Linked DNA regions of Homo sapiens: region 2 is linked to region 1. A link is an interaction called in ENCODE POLR2A ChIA-PET data of the cell type or tissue named here. Cell type or tissue: Panc1. All regions are shown on one strand. Links, peaks and the distances in the headings refer to the core of each region. The heading gives the core; the rest is flanking DNA. Region 1 holds the start of LOC124902701 (a long non-coding RNA gene). Region 2 overlaps IGHMBP2 (immunoglobulin mu DNA binding protein 2).

Region 1 (5,450 bases), core at 205-5,204:
ACTTAGTTTCATTGCAAGTAATAAAACACTAAAACTCAATTTGATGTGTTAGTTCTATTTTTCTAAGAGATGTTAAAATAAATATGTGTATTAGTTATCTATGGCCATATAACAACCCCAAAACCTAGTGGTTTAAAACAATGCTGATTATCTCCTAGTTTTTCTTAGGCAGGAATCTGAATGCAGCTTGGCTGAGTGCCTCAGACTCTGGGTCTCCCAAGAGCTTGTAATCAAGGTGTCAGCCAGGGCTGCAATCATCGCAAGGTCTCTGACCTGTCTTTACTCACATCTCTGACACCAAGTGTGTGGGATATTTTTTCCCACACACCAACCAACTCTCTGGACGCCAAGTGAGTGTTCTACAATTCCATTTAATTCTGACACTATCTTCCTGGAGTTAATGCAGATCCCACATGTTAAGGGATCCCACAAGACTGCCTCCACTTCAGATGTCAGTTGAAAGTCCAGGGCCTCCTGCACTAATGACAGACCAGCTATACATTGAAGGTTCCCACAATCTCCTCCTCAAGTTAAATAATTTGCTAGAATGGCTCATAGAACTCAGGAAAACAATCTACATACCATTACCAGTTTATTATAATGGATACAACTCAGGAAAAGCCAAATCGAAGAGATGTATAATCGAGGTATGGGAGAGGGGCTCCATGCCCTCTCTGGGCCCACCACCCTCCCAGAGCCTCCATATGTCCACCAAACCAGCTCTCTGTATTCTGTTGTTCTCATGAGACCCAATGTTTTTATGGAGGTTCCATCACATAGTCATGCTTGGCTGAATCATTGGCCATGGGTGATTGAACTCAATCTCTGGCCCCTCTCTCCTCCCTGGAGGTTGGGGGTGAGGCTGAAAGTTGCAACCCTCAATCACGTGGTTGGTTCCTCTGGCTACCAGCCCCCAACCTCCATGAGTCACCTCATTAGAATAAACTCAAGTATGGTTGAAGGGGGCTTATTATGAGTAACAAAAGACACTTCTCTCACCCCTTTTACTTAGGAAATTCCAGTGGTTTTAGAAACTCTATGCCAGGAACCCTAGATGAAAACCAGATATACACTCTTTATTATATTACAATAGCACAAAGCTGCCCCAGGGAAGGGTCCTCTTCCAAGCTTGCTCAGTGGCTGTGGGCTGGATTGAGCTCTTCACTAGCTACTGAACTGAGGGCCTCAGTTTCTCAGAGGCTGTTACCCAAAGGCCTCCCTCAGCTCCCTGCCATATGGGCCTCTCCACAGGGCAACTCACCATATGGTGGCTGGCTTCACCAGAGCAAGCAAACAAGAAGAGCCCGAGAGAAGACTAACAAGCTGGAAGTCACCATCCGTCCAACCTAATCTCGGAAGTGACATCTCATCACTCTTGCTGTATTCTATCAGGTAGAAGCAAGTCACCAGGTCCAGCCCACCTGCAAGGGGAGGGAAGAGCAAAGCTGTGACCACCAAGAGGTAGGAGTCCTTGGGGGTCATCTTAGAAGGTGGCCTACCACAATATGTAGTGTGGAAGTTTACAGTGGTGAGACTTTAGGCCTGCTCCTATGCCTCCTAAGATCCCACACCCCACTTCCCATCTGGTTCTCACAGCCAGCCTGTGAGCCAAGGACACTGTCACTCTTCTTAGTTGGCAGATGAGAAAGTCGAGGCTAGAGGGACTTTGTGACGTTGCATCGCCCAGAGGGCTGGTGGCACAGTGTCTGGAAGCAGCCCTGGTATGTCATCCACTGCTTCACACGAGGCCAGGGCCCACCCAGGGTAGGATGATGTCAGGAGGGTGAGGCTGACCCAGGCCGGTTGATGTAGTTTGGCTGTGTCGCCACCCAAATCTCACCTTGAATTATAGTTCCCATAATCCCTATGTTGTGGGAGGGACCCAGTGAAAGGTAATTGAATCATGGGGGCAGTTACCCCCATGCTGCTGTTCTTGTGGTAGTGAGTCCTCATGAGATCTGATGGTTTTATAAGTGGGGCTTTTCCCCCTTTTACTCGGCACTTCTCCTTGCTGCTGCCACGTGAAAAAGGACATATTTGCTTTCCCTTCCGCCATGATTGTAAGTTTCCTGAGGTCTCCCCAGCCATGCTGAACTGTGAGTCAATTAAACCTCTTTCCTTTAGAAATTACCCAGTCTCAGGTATGTCTTTATTAGCAATGTGAGCATGGACTAATACACTGGTCAACCCACAGCAGCTCGCTGGGATTGTCAGAGGCATCCTAATCAGAGTGACTCCATCTTGAATAAAGGCCAGATAAGGCCAAACCTACTGGGTTACATTCCAGGGGGTTGGGCTGTCTTGCCCACAAGATGTTTTTTATGGTTGAGAGAAAGAGTTGATGATGCTAACTAACTGAAGACCCAGAACTGATGGAAATGCCCCAATCTTTCAAGAACAAAAAGCATTCTTGGGTTAAGAATAAGTTTTTCTTGCCAGGCATGTGGCTTGCTCCTGTAATCCCAGCACTTTGGGAGGCCAAGACAGGTGGATTGCTTGAGCCCAGGAGTTCGAGCCCAGCCTGGGCAACATAGTGAAACCCTAACTCTGCAAAAACATTAAAAATTAGCCAGGCGTAGTGGTGCATGCCGGTAGTTCCAGTTACTCAGGATACTGAGCCGGGAGGACTGCTTGAGCCCAGGAGGCGGAGGTTGTAGTGAGCTGATATTGCACCACTGCACTCCAGCCTGGGCTACGAAAAAAAAAAGAAGAAGAAGAAGTGGTTTTTCTTTTCTTTTTTTTTGAGACGGAGTCTCACTCTACCACCCAGGCTGCAGCGCAGTGGCACAATCTTGGCTCACTGCAAGCTCCGCCTCCCAGGTTCAACTGATTCTCCTGCCTCAGCCTCCCAAGTAGCTGGGATAATAGGTGCCTGCCACTGTGCCTGGCTAATTTTTGTAGAGACGGGGTTTCACCATCTTAGCCAGACTGGTCTTAAACTCCTGACCTGGTGATCCACCTGCCTCAGCCTCCCAAAGTGCTGGGATTACAGGTGAGCCACTGGGCCCAGCCAGAAGAAGTTTTTCTTAAAGATAATAGTACACTGGTAAATTCTTATTAAAATCAGTAGTAACATAGGAAAATAATGCTAATAGTCTGTCACAAGCTGATCACAAGCCTTTGTAATAAAGCACACTGTTTTTAACAGCCTGTATAAGCAAGCACTATGTTTAAGATAGAAGCATTCCTCCTCTTGCTTCCTGAGGAGGCCCTACTCTGCAATGAGTGATTTCTTTTTTTTTTTTTTTTTTTTTTTTGAGACGGAGTCTTGCTCTGTCCCCCAGAGTGGAGTGCAGTGGCACAATCTCGGCTCACTGCAACTTCTGCCTCCCGGGTTCAAGCGATTCTCCTACCTCAGCCTCCCAAGTAGCTGGGATTACAAGCGCCCGCCACCACGCCCAGCTAATTTTTGTTTTTAGGAGAGATAGGGTTTCACCATGTTGGTCAGGTTGGTCTCAAACTCTTGACCTCAGGTGATCTGTCTGCCTCGGCCTCCCAAAATGCTGGGATTACAGGCACAAGCCACTGCTCCCGGCCTAGAGTGGTTTCTTTGGTTTCTTTTTTTGTTTTTTGAGATGGAGTCTCACTCTGTCGCCCAGGCTGGAGTGCAGTGGCGTGATCTTGGCTCACTGCAAGCTCTGCCTTCTGGGTTCACGCCATTCTCCTGCCTCATCCTCCCGAGTAGCTGGGACTACAGGCGCCCGCCACTGCGCCCGGCTAATTTTTTGTATTTTTAGTAAAGACGGGGTTTCACCATGTTAGCCAGGATGATCTCGATCTCCTGACCTCGTGATCCACCCCCCTTGGCCTCCCAAAGTGCTGGGATTACAGGCACGAACCACCGCGCCCGGCCGAGTGGTTTCTAATAAACTGTTTTAACTTTACTATACTCTGCGACTCACCCTGAATTCTTTCCCACGAGAGATCCAAGAACACACTCTTGGGGTCTAGGACAAGACCCCTCTTCTGGGAATAGGATTGCCGTCCAAGTCCCCAACACAGCGGCTTCCTCTTGCGAAGGAGACTGGCCCAGCTGTGTGAGCCAGTGTTGTGTGAGGTCGATGAGAAAGGGGGTCCCTGGCACAGAAACCCCATTCCCTACCCTCCCCCTAGGCTAGAAAACAACCCAGGAGAGTCATAAGAGTACTCTGTCCTCCTCTTCCCCCCGCCCCGCTACCCCATAAATGAACCAAGAACGACCCTCACAGCACAGCTGCACTCTCCAATGTGGCTTTTGTTGCCCGTCACGCATGTCTTTTGGAACCAGCAGTGGAGAAAGACTTATTCTTGGTGGGGACAGTGATGTTGGCTCAGCCTGAGGGTCCCTTATGTCCTGCCAAGGCCGAGGGCTGGTGCCATCGACTGGGAGCTTTTTCTCCCAAGGCACTCAGAGGTTGCACCTAACTTGGTTTGAATATCAGAAATACCTCCCTGGGTTTCCAAAAACTGCCCCAGTTGTGTTACTTTGGCCAAAGTGCCCATCATCTCTCCCCCTTTATTTTATAGGAGGAAGAAATGATGTCTTCCGGGGAGGCTGCCGGGGCTTCTGTGAGGTCCAGCAATGAGTTGGAGGCACCAGCACTGCACTGAAATCAATGTCTCCCAAGACGGAGAATGCCTGGGGAGGCAGGAGCTCCGCTCCCCTGCAGGAACCTCCCAAGAAGGACCCGAGCGTCCCCGCAGCCTGGAGACTGGCCGTCTGCGGTTGAGCACCCGGGACCTGCTCCAGGTGCTTCTTGGCCATATTTACTTCCCCGGCTCCGGGTGCGTCAGGCCGACTGCCCACGTGCAGCTGGGTTTCCTCTGTTTAGCTGCATCCACAGGGGTCATGTATCCGTATCGGTCTTTCTAAGGGGAGCTCTGTGGTTTTATTCATTCATTCATTCATTCATTCACCCACGCATCTACTGAGCACCTACTACATATCATGAACTGTCCTAGGCACTAATGAATAACACCAAACGTGCTCATTGTAACAGTCTCTGATGATTGCTAAGATCACGTGGAAGAAAGCAAAAACCGTCAGCCTCATGGTCATGTGAGCAAAGCCTGTGCCCTGACCCACCCACCGCCAGCCCCATGAGCTCTGGCAACCCCAGGATCTCACTGAGCCTCGGTTTCTGTATCTGTAGAATGGGGATAATGATGGTGAGGGCCCAGGTTTGCAGACAGAAGGGACATGCGGTAGGGCCCCAGGCCAGGTTTCTGCCCTCCCACCCCCTTCCCTTCATGCCCATTCTCTGGGAGAAAAAAAAAAATGCTGTTTTAAAATCACCAGGTATTCTCCAATCCCTTGGGAGGCCAAGGCAGGAGGAGCACTTGGGCCCAGGAGTTCAAACCCAGCCTGGGCAACATAGGGAGACCCCATCGCTATAAAAAATTTTAAAAATTAGCTGGGTGTGATGACACATGCCTGTAGTCCCAGCTACTCGGGAGGCTGAAGTGGGAGG
Region 2 (5,300 bases), core at 301-5,300, 120 kb after region 1:
CTGTACAACAACATGCATACAATTAATGCTACTGTACTACAGACTTAAAAAGGGTTACGATGGTAAATTTTACAGGTTTTTGACCATAATGAAAAGAAAAGCAAGCTGAAATGCTGAAATGATTATTTTAATGTCAGACAAAGTAGATTTCAAAAAAAGAATATTATCAGGGATAAAGAAGGTCATTTCATAATGATAAATTTGTTAATTAATCAAGAAAACATAGCCCCACATTTATGACCCCAGTAAAAGAGTTTCCAAAGATATGAAGCAAAAACCAATAGAACTGCAGGAAAAACAGACATGTCCAGTTATATTCAGAGATTTCAACGTCCCTCTCTCAATACAGCAGACTTGAACCACATCATCAACCATCATGATCTGACTACTTACAGAACACTCAATAAAATCAGAACACACGTTCTATCAAGTGTGCATGGAACACTCACAAAGACAGAGACCAGATTCTGGACCATAAAGTAAGTCTCGATGAACTATCCAAGTCATGAGAGTATGTCCTCTGACCACATGGAACTAAATTAGAAACCAATAACAGAAAGTAAGCCAGGTGCAGTGGCACATGCAGGGAGCCCCAGCTCCTCAGGAGGCTGAGCTGGGAGAATCACCTGAGCCCAGGAGTTTGAGTCCAGCCTGGGCAACATAGTGAGATCCCATATGGGGATGGGGATAGGGAAGGCGACGGGGATGGGGATGGGGACAGGGATGAGGAGAGGAGAGAAGAAGAGAGGAGAGGAGAGGAGAGGAGCAACACAGTGAGATCCCACACAGGACGGGGACGGGGACGGGGAGGGGAGGGGAGAGGAGAGGAGAGATCAACAACAGAAAGATATCTGGACATTTCCCAACTATCTAGAAACTATATAACACTTCTAAAAAACCAAAAGGCAAATGAGATAGCATTTTGAAATGAATGAAATATAACAGATCAGAATTTGTGGGATGCCACAAAAGCAGTACTTAGGGAGACATTTATGGAGCTAAATGCTCGTATCAGAAAAAAAGAAAGGTCTCAAATCAATGATCTCAGCTTCTACATTAAGAAGCAAGAAAAAGAACAAGCCCAAGAAAACAGAAAACGATAAAGATCAATGTGGAAATACATGAAACAGAAAAACAATAGAGAAAAAGCAAAAGCTGGTTCTTTGGGAAGATCAATTGAAACCTGCAGCCAGGCCGGGCGCGGTGGGTCCACCTGTAATCCTAGCACTTTAGGAGGCTGAGGCAGGGGGATCCCTTGAGCCCAGGAGTTTGAGACCAGCCTGGGCAACATAGTGAGACCCTGTCTCTTTTTTTGTTTTGCTTTGTTTTTTTGGTTTTGGGGTTTTTATTTTTTTGAGGCGGAGTCTTGCTCTGTCACCCAGGCTGGAGTGCAGTGGCGCGATCTTGGTTCACTGCAACCTCCACCTCCAGGATTCAAGCAATTCTCCTACCTCAGCCTCCCAAGTAGCTGGAATTACAGGTGCATACCACAACTCCTGGCTAATTTTTGTATTTTTAGTAGAGATGGGGTTTCACCATGTTGGCTAGGCAGGTCTCAAACTCCTGACCTCAGGTGATCCACCCGCATTGGCATCCCAAAATGCTGGGATTACAGGTGTGAGCCACTGCGCCTGGCAGAGACCCTGTCTCTTAAAATATATATGTATGTATATATAAAATCTAAATTTAAAAAAAAAAACCCTCCAGCCAGAAGAGCAGGAAAAAAAAGAGCACACAAACCAGTATCAGGAATAATACAGGTTATATCATGACAGATCCTGCAGACAGTAAAAGAAGAATAAGGGCATATTAGGAACCACTTCATGCCTCTAAATTCAACCGTTTAGATAAAATGGACAAACTTCTTGAAAGCTACAAGCTCATGGAAGAAAAACAACCTGAACAGCCCTTTATCTATTGAAGAAGTTGAATTTGTAGTTCAAAACCTCTCCATGAAGAAAACTGCAGGTACGGAGGCCTTCCCTAGTGAACCCTACCCAACTTTTAAGAAAGAAATACCAATTCTAAACAAACTCTTCCAGAAAACAGAAGAGGGAACACACCCCAACTCCTTCTTCGAGGCCACACAGGCAGGATGGAGACGCCCCCTCACCTGTGTTTGTTGCAAGGACCACGTTTGCCGAAGTGAGGCTCTCGAGCATAGCTGCTTCTTCCCTCTCCTTCAGTTCTTTTCTTAACAGCTTAATTTCATTTCGAAAATTACTTTTCTCTCTCTTATCCTGGGTCTTTTTGTTTTTCACCTATAAAGAAAAACAAAGGAGATACACTTACTTCAGTCCAACTTTGTACTTCTTCAACTCTATTTATGAAGTGCTTCTATCATTCAGTCCAGTTCAATAAACTCCGTAAAAAACACTCAGAAATCTTCCTTGAAAGAGACACAGATACACACACGCAACTAAGCACCTTACATCCTCACTTGCCTTGAAGTCACAGGAAGAGACATTTTAAGTCCTGGAAAGAGACCACGTTTTTAACTCAGAGGAGACCAGAAATTGGACCAGCCCTGCCCTGCACACAGGCATTTGATCTTGGGGAAGAAAAAGCGCTTGCCCGCCCCAGGATTTGGGTTGTAGGAGCTTACGAATAGAGAGACTGAGCTTCACATATTATTCTACATTTTTCAAGAGATTAAAAAAAATTTTTTCAACCCATAATCAAAACCTCAACTTACTTTAATATCTCAAAAAGATGGAACTGGTCAGGCGCGGTGGCTCATGCCTGTAATCCCAGCACTTTGGGAGCCCGAGGCAGGCAGATCACGAGCTCAGGAAATCGAGACCAGCCTGGCCAACACAGTGAAACGCTGTCTCTACTAAAAATACAAAAAATTAGCTGGGCATGGTGTGTGCCTGTAATCCCAGCTACTCGGGAGGCTGAGGCAGGAGAATTGCTTGAACCCAGGAGGCGGAGGTTGCAGTGAGCCGAGATTGCACCACTGCACTCCAGCCTGGGCGACAGAGCAAGATTCTTTAAAAAAAAAAAAAAAAAAAAAAAAAAGATGTAACCTTTCCTTATTTGTGATTTCTACTTTGGGGGATGGAGTTTTAGCAGGGGTGACAGGAGGTATTTTACTGTGTATAATTTACAGAGAAAGAAAATCCTCAAAAGCACCAATTTCAACAGGAAATGAAATCACCCACATTTGTGATGAGCAAACATCATGCATATTCCTCCACCACCTCGAACCTGCATGACATGCATCTATCCTTCCTCCCCCTCCCAGCAGGCGGCCCATCCCCACGCTGCCATGCAAGCAGCCACGCAAGCAGCCTCGATGCCACGGGCCCATAGCAAAGACTGGCTCCCAGCACCCTCTCTGCTGCCGCCACTCCTCCGAGGTTAGGACACCGAGGGTGCAGGTGCTGACCGTAAGCACACAGGACAAGATGTGAGCACAGACATTAGAGCAAAGACTGGCTCCAGCACCCTCCCTGCTGCCATCACTCCTCTGAGACTAAGACACCAAGGAGTACCAGTACCGACAGTGAGCACACAGGACAGGACGTGAGCACAGACACTACAACAAAGCGTCCACGGGAGAACCAAAGAGCTCAAAAGTGTCGGAGTGTCGGGCTGGGGGGAAAAGGCCCTCTCAAATGGAAGAAACCTACCACCACCCTACTTCTCCAGCCGACTGGTGTCCTCTTTCACAAGGAGAAGGTGGAATGGACGGAAAGCTCTAGGAGGATGCCAATTTTTTCAATGTTTATGTTCAGGCTACTTTTCTCCCATTGCCACTACTAGCAAGACAACAGGACCAGACAGAAAGACACCCAGGAAAATGTTTGGTTTTTTTTTTGAGACGGAGTCTTGCTTTGTCACCGAGGCTGGAGTGCAGTGGAGTGACCATGGCTCACTGCAACCTCCACCTCCCAGGTTCAAGAGATTCTCCTGCCTCAGCCTCCCAAGTGGCTGGGAATACAGGTGCCCGCCACCATGCTCAGCTAATTTTTGTATTTTTAGTAGAGACGGGGTTTCACCATGTGGGCCAGGCTGGTCTCGAACTCCTGACCTCAACTGTTCCGCCCACCTCGGCCTCCCAAAGTGCTGGGATTGCACGTGTGAGCCACTGTATCCGGCCGGAAAATGTTTTCTTTACAATTCCTCACACCTACTAACCAAGTGCTCTGAAGACAGTTGAGACTCTGTTAAATGCTAAGTATAGTTCTCTATCAAAAATGGGCAGCCCTGGCTGGGTACAGTAGCTCACACCTGTAATCCAGCACTTTGGGAGGCTGAGGCGGGTGGATCACTTGAGGTTAGGAGTTCGAGACCAGCCTGGCCCACATGGCGAAACCCCCGTCTCTACTAAAAATAAAAAAATTGGTTGGGTGTGGTGGCACATGCCTGTAGTCCTAGCTACTTGGGAGGGTGAGGCACAAGAATCACTTGACCCCGGGAGGCGGAGCCTGCAGTGAGCCAAGACAGCAGCACTACACTCCGGCCTGGGTGACAGAGCGAGACTCCATCTCAAAAAAAAAAACAAAAACAAAGGCCAGGCATGGTGGCTCACGCCTGTAATCCCAGCACTTTGAGAGGCCGAGGCGGGCAGAGCACCTGAGGTCAGGAATTCAAGACCAGCCTGACCAGTATGATGAAACCCTGTCTCAACTAAAAATAGAAAAATTAGCCAGGCGTGGTGACACGCACCTGCAGTCCCAGCTACTAGGGAGGCTGAGGCAGGAGAATCGCTTGAACCCAGGAGGCAGAGGTTGCAGTGAGCCGAGATTGCACCACTGCACTCCAGCCTGAGCAATGAGAGCAAAACTCTGTCACAAAAAAAAAAAAAAAAAAAAAAAAAAAAAAGGGCAGCCCAATTTTTAAAATTATTAAAGGAATCGACAGAAGCAAGAGAAGGTCAAGAGGAATGCAGACAGATAAATTTGCTCCTTAAAAAGACTGCAGATCAGAAGCCCACGCCCCACATGGACACTGGCCATGACACCTACAAAGACCTGGTCGATGTCCTTCCTGATATCTGCAACAATCTGGGCACTGTCGCTCCGCGCTAAAACCGCATCCAGGGAGTGCTGCTGAATGGACTCCAGGAGGCGGGCAGGGTGTCCCAGGCGCAGAATCCGCTGCTTACACAGAGCCAGGCGCTCCACCAGATTGTCCACGGCGATGTTGGAGGGGGCGCAGCACAGAACCTGGGAACCGCAAGTTAGGATCTGGTCATTTACTTTGTAATCAAACCACTGAAGTTGACACTAAAACAACAAAAAGCCTTAAAGGTAGAAAGAAGCACAAGGCATGTACACACGTGCTCTCAATCA

What was found. Peaks named below come from ENCODE experiments on the same cell type or tissue, not always from the same donor. Only the 100,000 strongest peaks of a DNase experiment are listed, where the experiment ranks them.
Region 2: POLR2A ChIA-PET joins it to region 1 with 11 read pairs; 12 of 35 experiments call an interaction of 5 or more read pairs at or near these places.

The regions. Positions count from the first base shown.
Region 1 is chr11:69,036,542-69,041,991 of GRCh38, reverse strand. LOC124902701 (a long non-coding RNA gene) reads left to right here and starts at 1,087. Exons shown (of 2, transcript XR_007062753.1): 1 at 1,087-1,461; 2 at 4,507-4,976. LOC124902702 (a long non-coding RNA gene) reads right to left here and starts at 4,056. Exons shown (of 3, transcript XR_007062754.1): 1 at 3,903-4,056; 2 at 1,262-1,421; 3 at 1-1,050. RefSeq lists enhancers at 936-1,435, 1,436-1,937. In Panc1, for the core only: no CTCF peak of the experiment used is centred there; no DNase peak of the experiment used is centred there.
Region 2 is chr11:68,914,697-68,919,996 of GRCh38, reverse strand. It overlaps IGHMBP2 (immunoglobulin mu DNA binding protein 2), which reads right to left. Exons shown (of 15, transcript NM_002180.3): 6 at 4,974-5,174; 7 at 2,114-2,261. Among named protein-coding and RNA genes, the nearest start is that of IGHMBP2, 13 kb to the right of the region's middle. In Panc1, for the core only: no CTCF peak of the experiment used is centred there; no DNase peak of the experiment used is centred there.